3 separate regions of the Homo sapiens genome follow, and regions 1 and 3 are each linked to region 2. The links are chromatin contacts, found by Hi-C or POLR2A ChIA-PET in ENCODE. All regions are on one chromosome and are shown on one strand. The core of a region is the stretch at or near the end of the contact, and the rest is flanking DNA. Distances in the headings are between cores, read along the strand shown. Region 1 holds the start of NNT (nicotinamide nucleotide transhydrogenase). Region 2 holds the start of NIPBL-DT (NIPBL divergent transcript). Region 3 holds the start of C5orf22 (chromosome 5 open reading frame 22).

Region 1 (3,917 bases), core at 1,412-3,911, 6.7 Mb before region 2:
CTTGATTCAACTGTGAACATACAGGGCAGAGATCAGGAGGTCATTTCTTGGCAAAAGCAATACATATCACTAAGTCTAAACCAAATACAAATGGCCCTGAAAGATAGAGAATATTTAAACTATCTTATCATTGACCTGTACAGGTTTATACAAAAGATAATACTCCATCCTAATCATCACATTTTCCTCCATCTTCACTGTAAAGCTCTCATTTATCCATGTGTTCCTGTGGCTTTGAAGCAATAAGAAAAAAACTTTATAACTCAAAATTAGGGGAAAAAAGCACAACTTTTTTTTTTTTTTTTTTTTTTTTTTTTTGAGACGGAGTCTCGCTCTGTCGCCCAGGCCGGACTGCGGACTGCAGTGGCGCAATCTCGGCTCACTGCAAGCTCCGCTTCCCGGGTTCACGCCATTCTCCTGCCTCAGCCTCCCGAGTAGCTGGGACTACAGGCGCCCGCCACCGCGCCCGGCTAATTTTTTGTATTTTTAGTAGAGACGGGGTTTCACCTTGTTAGCCAGGATGGTCTCGATCTCCTGACCTCATGATCCACCCGCCTCGGCCTCCCAAAGTGCTGGGATTACAGGCGTGAGCCACCGCGCCCGGCCCAAAAGCACAACTTTTTAAGCATTGCTTTCATATGTATGTTTAATGTAACTTATATGGGTTATTTCCCCTATTAGATATTAAAATCCTTGAGGGAAAGCACCCAACCTAAAGAGGGAGGATACCACAGATATTTAAGAGAGTCAGCTCTGGATCTGCGGATTGGAAGCCCCACTCTGCAACTTATTGGCTGTGTGACCTTGGGAAGTCACTTAACTTCCCTGTACTTAATTTCCTCATCTTTAAAATGGGGAATAATAGCACCCACCCAGGGTGGTGGCTCACGCCTATAATGCCATCTCTTTGGGAGGCTAGTGGGGAGGACTGCTTGAGGCCAAGAATTCAAGACTAGCCTGGCCAACACAGTGAGACCCCCATTGCTAAAAAAAAAAAATTAATTAGCAGGGCATGGTGGTGCAAGCCTGAAGTCCCAGCTACTTGGGAGTCTGAGGTGGGAGAATCACTTGAGCCCAGGAGTTCCAGGCTGCAGTAAGCCGTGATTGTGCCACTGTACTCCAGCTTGGACAACAGAGCGAGACTTGAAAAAATAAAATAACAGCACCTACCTCTCAGGGTTGTTGCCAGGACTGAGAATATCCTTATCAGCTGTTATATTCACTTTGGTATTACTCTCCCCCAGTGCTTTGCACAACACAGAGGAAGTCAGTATTTTTGACTGAATGAATAGGGCTAGGTGACCTTAAGCCTAAGTACCTATTGAGCACATTTTCCAAGGATTTTCGGAAAATTTCCTTTGAAAAGGAAATGTTTGTGTAGCCTTGTGGAAAACTGATTCTATCACCAAGGTAAGCAGCCTAAGCGCACCTGCTGGAAAGAAGGCAATCCTAAACTGTCTGTTAATAAAAAGTCAAGGTTTACAAATAAAAGGGGTGCAATGAAGAAAAGGGGCACACTTTAAATAAGAAGAGTAGGTAGGCACCTAAGCCCCACGCGCTTCTCCGAATAAGTCTGTCCTACAAGACTCCTGACAAACAGACCACCTAAGGACTGGCCGGCGCCACAGGGTGAATAAAGGACACCGGCAACCATAAACAAGTCACGCTTTTAAAAGCGAGACATACCAGCAAGGACACAATACCCTACTGAGCCAGCTTCGGCTGGCAGGCGCCGTGACCTCACCCAAAGCCACTGGTGTCACGGCTACTGCCACCGGTGCCGTCCCTTGCTCGGCAACTAACTGCCACCCGCTGGCATCTGCACGAGACCGCTATTTATAACCTCCCTAGGAAGCCGATTGGCCACGGCTGCAAATAGTCATTCCGGCTGTTGAGTTTGAACTAGCTCTGCCCAGGTCGCCCTCTCCGCTGTCTCTTCCTCCTCACCAGCCTAGGCCCCAGAAACTTGTACCCACCACCGCCAGACCGCCCCAACTCACACTCACAATTTGTGCTCGCAATCTCCTATGTCCCCAGCCGGACACCCTCTCCGAACTCCCTCAAGGGTCAAGCATACCTCAAGGGCATCCAGCTGCCACCTCTCTGGATGAACCGCCCATCGAAAGTCCTCTATGACCTCCCTCTCCACCACCCCCGATCTTGAGGGCCGAAATGACCCCGTACGACTCTCGCTGTCCCCCAAAGCTGCAAATATCTGCACCTGCACAGCTGCCGCCTCATTCCCTGCCCTCTTCGGGGACCCAGTTCCCAAATCCACCAGCCCACTCCCTTCGACATCGCCCCAGCAGGAGACGAGAAAGGGACACCAAGAGGCACGGTGCTTCTTCCCCACCTAAGCCTGCGGCCTGCGGACACCCCAATGCACCCTGCGCCCGGGACACCGCCGACCCCGCCCCGCTTTGCTCTTTGACAGGTCTCTCTCCCGGCGAGGGCCGTGGTCTTCAGGAAAGGCCCGAGCCCCTTTCCCAGCTGCGCCCTAGGCGCGCGCCCCGGCTGCCCGCACCCGCCAGTGCCGTCGCGCTCACCTGGGCCGGGAGGCTGACAGCCTTGGGCTGTGCCCTGAGGGCCGCGAGAGGACGTCGCGCTGGCAGACCCGGGCTTGGGCCCCGCGGCGCTGCGCCTCCAACCCGGAAGAACAGCCCCAACTCCGCGGCGGCGGGCGGCCACGTGACTGCAGCTCCGCTCCCACCTCGGCCCGCGCCCCTTCCCCGCCCCAGCTTTCTTCCCGCCAGGCCCCCTCCACCCGATCGCCGCGCGCTCTCCGAACCAAAAGGCGACCTCACGAAATGCCCCTTTGAGCTCAAAGGCTAGTTACCCCCAGGGGCCCTTCCACTCTCGGGGACAGGCGAAACCTCTTTGTCTCTGCCTCGGCCTGCGGCCCCCAGCCCAGCCTCCGCGCTTTCCCTCCGCCAGTCCTTGTCAATCAAACCTGGTGCCAAACGCGGCAGCTGAAGTTTTCAGGGACACATTTGCTTCTCCCCTTGAAGAACCAGTTACAAAGCGTGATGTCCTCTCTGGGGTCCCATCAGAACAAAGAAACAGGTAATATAACTCCACTCCGGGTACCTGCCTTTCCTCCAGCTCGCTAGGAAAAATCAGAACTTCTGTAACAGAGAGGACCCAAGGGAAAGGGGCAGGCGGAGAGGGGTTGGTGAAGGGCGGGAATGGGGGGCGTTGATTTTCCATTCTGGCAGGAGAGGTGGAGTTAAATTCCTCAGAAACGATGTCCAGGCTTGAAAAGTAACACACATCTGCGTGCTTGTCTTCCAACATCAGAGCCAGCCTAGAGGAAGCTGGCTAGTGTCACTGCTAGTACGAATATCCCCGAGGCTGGAAAGCATCTGGGTGGAGGTTGTGAGCTTTCCAGACCAGGCCTCGGCTGTTTTTCTAAAACTATTAACCGTAATGACCTAGTCGTTCTTTTCACACAGTTCTGTTACTTATTCTGCAGGTGTATTCTGACTAAAAGTGGGAGGAATAAAAAATAGAGTGTAAAATGGTTCACTTGCCCAAAACTTAATCATCATGAAGTGTCAGTAACGTCATTTATTTCTATTAATTGAAATTTTGATACAAGAAAAATAATTATGAATCTAAAAGGTATAAGCAGAACAGGTATTCCATAACTTTAAAAAGAAATGAGCCGCAGGGAAACCCTTAGTTTGAGAACTTGTCTTGTGATTAACCTACACAGAAGGTCATTCAACTAATGGATTCCCACTGCAGTCCAAACTCACAGACAGGAAATGACACAGCCCCATGTTTTAAAATAATAATGAGCCGTGGTAAGTGTGACCATAGGGACGGTTTCCAGATACTGAAGGTACAATGAAGTGAGATTAGTAATGATCCCACTTAGTAAGGATTTTAAACTAAGTTATTGATTTAAAACTTTT
Region 2 (4,180 bases), core at 1,650-4,149:
AACACTCTACACTCTTTAGGGAAACAAACTATTCTCTCCAACTAGGTTATCAGAGATTTAAAGTTCAAGTTTAAATTTTACAATTTGAATTTTACACAATGTTTTCTCCTTTAAAAATGACGTATTTAATTGGTTTGGACCAAACAAAACATATTTTTAAATTTAAAGAAATGTTTATGCTATCATAATGAAAGCTATCACACAACCTATATTACTCACAAATTACTAAATATGTAGAATTGGGAAAATAAGTTGGGAAGAACTAATTCACTATAACAATTCCAAAGTCTCAGGAAAAAAAAGAATCAATCACATAAACCCATCTCTAACACACTTATTCAAACATCTGCATAAGACAACCTCTAAAAATAAGTTGCTTCAGTTCGTGAAAATTAAGCAAGCACAACTCCTCTATTATCTTTAGTAAAAATATGTTTATCCCTTGAAATAAAAGTTGTAGAGACAATCACAGGAATATATGAAGGCCTTTTAAACATTTATAATGAAGCCCTTACCACCTCCATCCCCAAAAAAACAAACCCTCTGCTTTCTTAAGATGTGAAGTATTCCTCCCGTCTGCATTCCCTCCCTGGCATGCCCCCCACTCGCACACCCCCCCACCCGCAGTAGGCCTGAGGCCCCGTAGCAAACAGTGTCTAACAGGAGCAGGCAGCACAAAGACAGGAATGGGAGATTAGTGGGAGGGAGGGAGGCCGGGATTGGGGCTCAGCAGGAGCTTCAGGCTTTTTAAAATTCAAACTGCTCCCTGACCAATACAAATCACGGACACGCTACTGACTACTACACGGATTTATAGCATTAAAAACATGCCTAGTACGTGACAGCTATATTAACTTCATTCTTTTAAACATTTATCCGTACGTTTGCAGGAAATGTGAAACAATTTATTGTAATCAGGACGCTAAACTCAAAAATAACCTCCACAAAATAACTTATTCTACAGTGACAATAATTTAATGACACAAAAAATATGAACCAATGTAACAAACACTAGTAAAACAAGGGATTTCGCTGAGCAGTGCTGCTTCATTTTAACCAATGAAAGTTTTCCTTCAGCGAATATGAAACAAAATATCAAAACGTGTAACCCAGGTACACTTTTCTAGCAATTTGCCTGACTGAGGAATTTTAAATTGGTGTTTCCCCCTTATACCAACCTACATTATGAACGCCTCCATAAACAAGCTCGAAACACTTAACTTACTCATGAACTAGAACTTGTCAAGTTAGAACTGATATTTTTCTCCAGCATTTACAGATACATTTAACCTATTAAAATGACACCTCTCTCATTACACAGTCAAACATCATGGCACAAACAGCCAATGACAATCCTGGGACCTCAAGAAGAACTGCCCTGACATAAAAGGATGGCACCTTCTACAATTTTTTAACCTCCCAAGGATTTTAAGTATAACTTAATTTCTTTTTTGGAAAAAGAAAAGAAAAGTGGTTTTACCCGTATCTCAGCACAATTCTCAGAACACTTAAAATTCTTTGTATGCTCCTACACGTTTTGGTCAGGAAGTACCTGAGTGTTTTACGTATAGTCGCTTAAAACTGCCCTTACATAACGCATACAAATAGAAAGTGGCAGAGTAAACCTGTCAAGTACTTTATACTTGTCTTTGAATAAAAAGTCCATGTGCAACAACACACTGTCAAAACAACAAGATAAAAGCTCTTGGGGAGGGGGAGATGTGCAGTGTCTACCACAGTATGTTTTTCTGTATTAAATATTCATGTGGACGATTTAATTCTTTAAAAAAGAAAATGAGTCTTTATGAACTTTCCAACGTCCAAACAAGTTTTAGAAAGAGAAAGAATTACCACTGGATCCGCGTCTGAGTATTTACGTTTGTCTCACTAACTGAAACTACTTCCTCCCTTCATGGGGTCACAGGGGGAAGAAGGGAGGTTGTTTGTTTCACTGGGACGTTCCCCACTCCCGGACCGGGAAAGTTGTAAATATGGGGACGATCAGGGCACATTTGCTGTTAGTTGTATTGTTTCCGCCTCCCCACTAGCTACGGCTCCACTCCCGGGCGAGGCCTGTCACCGACCAGCAGTCGCTCCGCTCAGCCCGGAGCTCTCCTAATCCCCGAGCTCAAGTAGATTCCGCTGGCCCGCGGCCTGCACTCTCCGCCGGGCCTACGCCTCCCCGGCCGCCCAGCAGGAGCCCAGTCCCCGCCACCGGAGCCGGCCGGGAGAGGGTACAAAACCACCGCTACCCAAGGCGGCTGCCACCAGAGAGGAGCGAACTCTAGACTCGCCTGTGGAAGAGACCTGGGGCCGCTAAGGAAACGGCGGGGAGGGGAGCGAGGAGGAGAGACGCTGAGGACCTGGCGCCGGCGCCGCCGCCGCCGCCGCCGAAATAAAGAGCAGGAATTTACCTGGGCGAATCGGCGTCTGAATCCAAGGGGAGGCCGAGGCCGCTGTGGCGAGAGACTATAATCCGGGCCGGGAGGGGGGGTGGCTACGGCTCCTCTTCCGTCTCCTCAGTGCGGGGAACATGTAGAGCCGGGGGGAGACCAGCCGAGAAGACAAATCGTTGCTTCTTCTTCCTCCTCCTCCTCCTTCTCCCACATAGAAACACTCACAAACACCCGACCACGGGCCCGAGCTACCGGGGGGGCATCGCCGCGGGCCCGGGAACCAATTCTCCTGTCGGCGGGGGCGTCCCTCCCTGCGGCTTGGTGGTGTCGGGTGAGTCGGTACCGACGGAGGGAGGGGGGGGAGGGCGGGGGGAAGGAGCCCTGTGTGTGTCTCTCTCTCGTTCCGTCTCTCCCTCTCAGAACAAAATGCCGACCGGAAGTGCAGCTGCAGGAATGACTCCCTCCGCCGGCGCCAAACACTAACAACCACCCCCTCTTCCCCACTCCACTTCCGCCACCGCCGCAGCCGCCGCTGCCGCCACTTGGGCTCGCGTCCTCGGCCGCGCCGCGCGGCACCCGGGCCCAGCAGCCGGGAGGCGGCAGCTCTCCTCTACGCCCGTCCCCTCAGGGCGGCTGTGGATGTTGCCAGTATTGTCGATGCTTCAGAGCGACGTTTGCCCTGCGACACAGGCGGGCCGGCTCTCCTCTGTCTTTATTTTCCTGGAGGCCGACAGGAGCGGGGCCCGAGTTCGGTGGTGGTCGTGAGCGTGGGGGGCACTCAGGCCCGGACGGGCTCTCAGGTCGCCGACGGCGGCGGCTGGAGGCCGCGCTGGCTGTCCCAGGTCGTCGTTAGCTTTAGGGAGCCGATCTCCGGGCGGCCCCACAGAGGACGCCCGCGATTCGATGGCGATGATGCCCGTTTTAAATGGTGTCCCTGCAGCCGGGTGGATGGATGGATCGTACACCTTGCCTTTTGAGAGCCGGGACCTTACGCCCGACTGCGTGTTATTTCTGCGAATAAGAACGCAACCTTTGGAGGTGAAGACGACTGTCGGCTGGATTGAATTGGAATCGTGTTTGTGATGATGCGTTTATTTCTGGAAATACGCGGTCTCCGCTGCTTTTGCTTTTTGTCGGCAGAGGTTTGGGTTCTTCTCTAACGGTCAGGATAAAGGCCTGTAGGCGACGCTGCGCGAGCGAGAAGCTCGCCCGCGGCTGCCCGGGCGCCCCCCTCTAGGTGTGGGTGGAGCCGAGCGCGCGGGGAGAACCGCCGGCCCCGACTCAGCCACCGGTGACTGCGGGCGACCCGCGGGCCTGCGGCCAGCTGATTTCAAACATCGTTTTCCTCTTTAGGTTCGGAAAACTGAGGCGCTGGACAAGGCTGGAATACAATATGTGATTATACGTACAGTACTATGGTTGTTGTAGTTTTTAAATTGTAAAACAAGAAGTAACCATTGTTCCACCGTTCTCTATTAAGTTTGTGTAAATTAAAAAGGGGCTATTTTCGGTAAAAAGTGCAGTAGGTAAGCGGAATTTTACTCAACCGGGACGAAATTCGTGTTATATGAATTGTATTGTGTATTTGTGTGTGTACCAGTGCGCTAAAAGTAAGTAGGAAAACTTGCTTAGATTATTCCTTTTGCCTCAGGCCACTCAGGGGGCCAAGATCCTGTCACTCCTTTTCTCTAGGCCCTGCGAATGGCTTCCCGTCTTGAGGGGAGTGAGCCAAAGCCTTGACTGCGGCAGAAGTCCCCGCGCGCCGTTGAGGGTGGGGGCGGGCC
Region 3 (3,754 bases), core at 447-2,946, 5.3 Mb after region 2:
GCTCAGGAACAAACTACCGCTTAATGCCTGTTCTAACATTAACTAGGTGTTCAAGGTACCCTAGGTCTCAAAGTATTCTTTTTTTTCCTTTAAAAAGGGATAGGGGCTTGTCAGTTGCCCAGCCTGGAAAGCAGTGGTGTGATCATGGCTCACTGCAGCCTTGGACTCCTGGGTTCACACGATCCTCCCACCTCAGTCTCCTGAGTAGCTGGGATTACAGGCACGCACCACTACGCCCAGCTAATTTTTTCACTTCTATTTTTGTAGAGATGGGATTTCGCTCTGCTGTCCAGGCTGGTTAGGGTCTTTTTGGTACACTTAGAATGGTGGGGTTGGGCTAGGTGGTCTATAAAGGCCATTTCTCCTCTTACATCTTCTCTAATTCTAGGTTTAATACCTAATTTGAAAGCACCGTCTAACCTAGGCTTTCTCATTCTCTCAAGGTCATAGACACTATATCCAGGTCCTGAGAAACCTATCTTCCTCTCCTATTAGCTGTCACCAACAGTAAATCCCTCTTCTTTTTTAACGTCCAGAGAACTGCCTCCCATCCCAAGCCTACTGATGCTACTTTAAAACATATTTATTAGATCCATGGGCCTCCTTTGTTGACTTGGAAAAGTCTAGATTAAGACACCAATTTGGCTACTGTAAATCAGCACGGCCATAAACATGGAAACCCCTTTTAGTGTTTATCTATGCAGGGCACCGTGTTAAATTTTTTTTTTTTTTTACGCAATATGGGCCGTGCGCAGTAGCTCACGCCTGCAATCCCAGCACTTTGGGAGGCCGGCGGGGGCCGATCACGTGAGGTCAGACTTTCAGACCATCCTGGCTAACGTGGCGAAGCCCCGTCTCTACTAAAAATACAAAAATTAGCTGGGTACGGTGATGCGTGCCTGTGATCCCAGCTACTCAGGAGGCTGAGACAGAAGAATCGCTCGAACCCAGGAGGCGGAGGTTGCAGTGAGCCGAGATCGCGCCACTGCACTCCAGTCTGGGTAACAGAGAGAGACTCCGTCTCAAAAAAGAAAAAAAAAAGATTTTTAAACACAGTATGCACACAATAATACTCCTAAGAGCCCTGTGAGTCCTACGATTACTGTCCCCATTTCAGATCAGAGCCCACGTTCCAAGCATAAAGCCTCCCATCTAAACAGCAGGGCTGTGGTGGCGATTCCAGGAGATACTTGGAAGCCAGAGTTAACTGCAGGTTAAGAACACAGGGCTCTGCAGCCAGACTGTCCGGTTTCGAATCCCGATGCCACCTTTTGTTTGGTTCTGGGATTTGGGGGCAAACCGAGGTAAATAAGTTGCCCCGACTCGTAGGAAGCGCCCATAAATGTCAGTTCTCATTCTTCCTAGTTAGCTGTTTTGGGGTCCTCTCCACAGCAACGGAATAGGGCAGTTTAACTCTGGTTAACTCTCTGGCCTCCGATGCTAAGGTTGCGCCCTCTGCTTGGCCCTCTGAGCGTCAGGGCTTCCGCTGATTCTGCCCCAGAGCCCTGTTGCCGTCCGCTCACCTCCTGATGATCCTCCACCACCCACACTGGGAGCTTGGGGTAACGCCGGAGACCAGCGCGCCCTCCCGCGGAGTCACTCATGTTTTTGCGCCCGTCAGTTTTGCAGTAAAGCGGTGGCAGCTGGAGAAGACCCGGGAAAGCCGGCGCCTCATCCCGGCCAGCTCTCTCCGGGCGGAAGCGCTCCCTCACCCGGTTGCGTTTTCGGATTGGAGGACGTAGGGGGAGGGGGCGCGGGCTCCAAAGGGTCTTTTGCTGACGATTGGTCTAGACGTCCATCGCTTTCGTTGACGCGCCAATCACCGCGCACAAGGCCCTGCGGTGGGCTGAAGAGTTTTCCCTCCCTTGGCCCAGCTTTCTCAGGTTTGCTTTTTAATTCCCTCGGTTTCCTGTTCCGGAGGCGCGGGCGGTGCCACTGTCTTGGTACCTGCGGTAGTAGCCTGGCTTTGCTCTGACGGCGATCTCGCGGCCCGAGAGCCTTTTATAGGTAAAAGGGGTACCTTGCAAGTGTTAGAAGAGAGTTTCCGAGTGTCAGGATTTAAACGGGGCTGGAGTCTCCGGGGCTGGGGTGAAAAGCGTCCGGGAATTGGGGTCGGGCAGCCCCACTTCAGATCTGCAGCTAAGGGCAAAAGAGCGACGCTAGGCCTGGATCCCGCAAATAAGTGGAAGTGAAAAAGGAGACCTTTCATTCATTTGTGGAGCACACACTATGGTCCAGGCCTGGGGCCGCCCGGCTCTCGGAGGGGAGTGAGATCCTGAGCTCAGCGCCTGCCTCGTGGGGCGTACCGTCTGGCGGGAGATGCAAACAGTAAATGTGCAGTTATGGATCAGGATGAAGGTGACTGCCCTGCAGATCCACCTGGGGAAAGAGGGAGTTCTCAATAAAAATGTAGTCACACTTTAAAATTCTTTTTACATGCACTGACGTTCTGGCCGTGTTAACTATTCAAGACAGCTCCTTCAGTGTCTCTGTTTCCAAACCGCAACCGAGAAGAGACAGACGGAGAAAAGAGAGTTACTTTTCCAGGTGCAGTGAATTCCTTGACTTTTGAATTAAAGTCTGCATCCACAACACAGCCGGACTATGCCTTCAATAGGTCAATTTCATGATTAGTATTTTTAGATTTTCTAACTACTGAAACATCCATGAGGATCTGGCAGTGAATGTTCAGCTCTTGTTACACACTGTACAAGAGTGTTCGTGACCCTGACTTTTGCCCACCTCTAGGTGCGGCACACACCTTTGTGTTCCCCTAAGCCCTGCACATACCTCTTTTTTGTGTGTTTATTGCATTATTTTGTATTTTTAAAACACTTACTTGTACGTGGGTTCTGAGTTCCTTGAATCCTACAGGCTGTGTGTCTTATTATCTCTGAGTCTACAGGGCCTGGGACAGTGCTTCCCATTTATGGGCTCATTAAATATTGCATGACTCAGTGAAAAGGCCTGCTTTCTGTTGCGGAGGTACATGGAAGGGAAATGTACAGTAGCAACATGGAAACATACTATTGGTGAGAGAGTAAACATTTATTGACCACCTACTGTGTGTAGGTTGCTTTTCCCGGGGATGTGAAGGATACAGAAATGACTGTGAATCAACCCATATCATCAAGGAGCTGATAATCTAGTGGAAGAGTTAGACGTGTGCATACTTCACTATGATATGAGGCAGTCTCTGGTAAGTGCTGTAAAAGGATTAAGTATAGACTAAGTCTAGAGGGAATGGGATTACCTAAGGGAATCAGGAAGGGCTTCATAGAGGAGGTGGCATTTAAGATTGATAGATGGATAGAAAATCACTGGGCAGATTCATACGTTGGGAGATTTTTTTTTTTTTTTTTTTTTGAGCTAGAGTTTCGCTCTTGTTGCCCAGGCTGGAGTGCAATGGCGCGATCTGAACTCACTGCAACCTCTGCCTAGGGTGGGAGATTTTAGAGAGGAGAACGGGAGCAAAGAACTAGCTGGTTCTTTGTACTCGAATGGTAATCTGTTGGGAAAACATGGGGTAGTAGGGTCTTTCTGGGGAAGGTACTGGAGAACAAGCCTGGGTCCAGAGTCAATAGAGCCTTAAATGCCAAGCACAGAGGTTGAACTTGATTCTGTTGGCAGTGAGTAGCCTATGGTGGCAGGAGCACCTGTCCGGGCCCCAGGTTTATCATGAGGGTACTGGACTGGATAATAGTAATAAGGAGTCAGGCGCAGTGACTCACGCCTGTAGTTCCAGCTATTTTGG

What was found. Hi-C counts contacts between places; a loop is a spot of excess contacts on that map. ChIA-PET counts read pairs that join two places held with the same protein, here RNA polymerase II (POLR2A). Pooled maps may share reads with other maps.
Region 1: a map of naive thymus-derived CD4-positive, alpha-beta T cell shows a loop between it and region 2 (19-fold over the local background). The contact joins the promoter of NNT here to the promoter of NIPBL-DT in region 2. A Hi-C loop is called at or near these places in 1 of 168 maps with a recorded cell type or tissue (naive thymus-derived CD4-positive, alpha-beta T cell) and 6 of 50 pooled maps. POLR2A ChIA-PET finds 5 or more read pairs at or near these places in 1 of 52 experiments (activated B cell).
Region 3: a loop to region 2 is called in a map of CD8-positive, alpha-beta T cell, with 14 times the contacts of the local background. The contact joins the promoter of C5orf22 here to the promoter of NIPBL-DT in region 2. A Hi-C loop is called at or near these places in 2 of 168 maps with a recorded cell type or tissue (CD8-positive, alpha-beta T cell and naive thymus-derived CD4-positive, alpha-beta T cell) and 16 of 50 pooled maps.

Annotation. Positions count from the first base shown.
Region 1 is chr5:43,601,924-43,605,840 of GRCh38, reverse strand. NNT (nicotinamide nucleotide transhydrogenase) reads right to left here and starts at 2,661. Exons shown (of 22, transcript NM_182977.3): 1 at 2,547-2,661. It overlaps NNT-AS1 (NNT antisense RNA 1), which reads left to right and starts at 2,611. Exons shown (of 3, transcript NR_073113.1): 1 at 2,611-3,063. RefSeq lists silencers at 2,401-2,620, 2,741-2,830, 3,094-3,313.
Region 2 is chr5:36,875,413-36,879,592 of GRCh38, reverse strand. NIPBL-DT (NIPBL divergent transcript) reads left to right here and starts at 2,899. Exons shown (of 1, transcript NR_046262.1): 1 at 2,899-4,180. NIPBL (NIPBL cohesin loading factor) reads right to left here and starts at 2,824. Exons shown (of 47, transcript NM_133433.4): 1 at 2,415-2,824. RefSeq lists silencers at 2,199-2,318, 2,959-3,068 and an enhancer at 3,479-3,528.
Region 3 is chr5:31,530,243-31,533,996 of GRCh38, reverse strand. It overlaps C5orf22 (chromosome 5 open reading frame 22), which reads right to left and starts at 1,696. Exons shown (of 9, transcript NM_018356.3): 1 at 1,524-1,696. The coding sequence starts at 1,604. It overlaps DROSHA (drosha ribonuclease III), which reads left to right and starts at 1,904. Exons shown (of 36, transcript NM_001382508.1): 1 at 1,904-2,007; 2 at 2,472-2,547; 3 at 3,073-3,199. RefSeq lists enhancers at 1,475-1,524, 1,575-1,624, 1,655-1,824.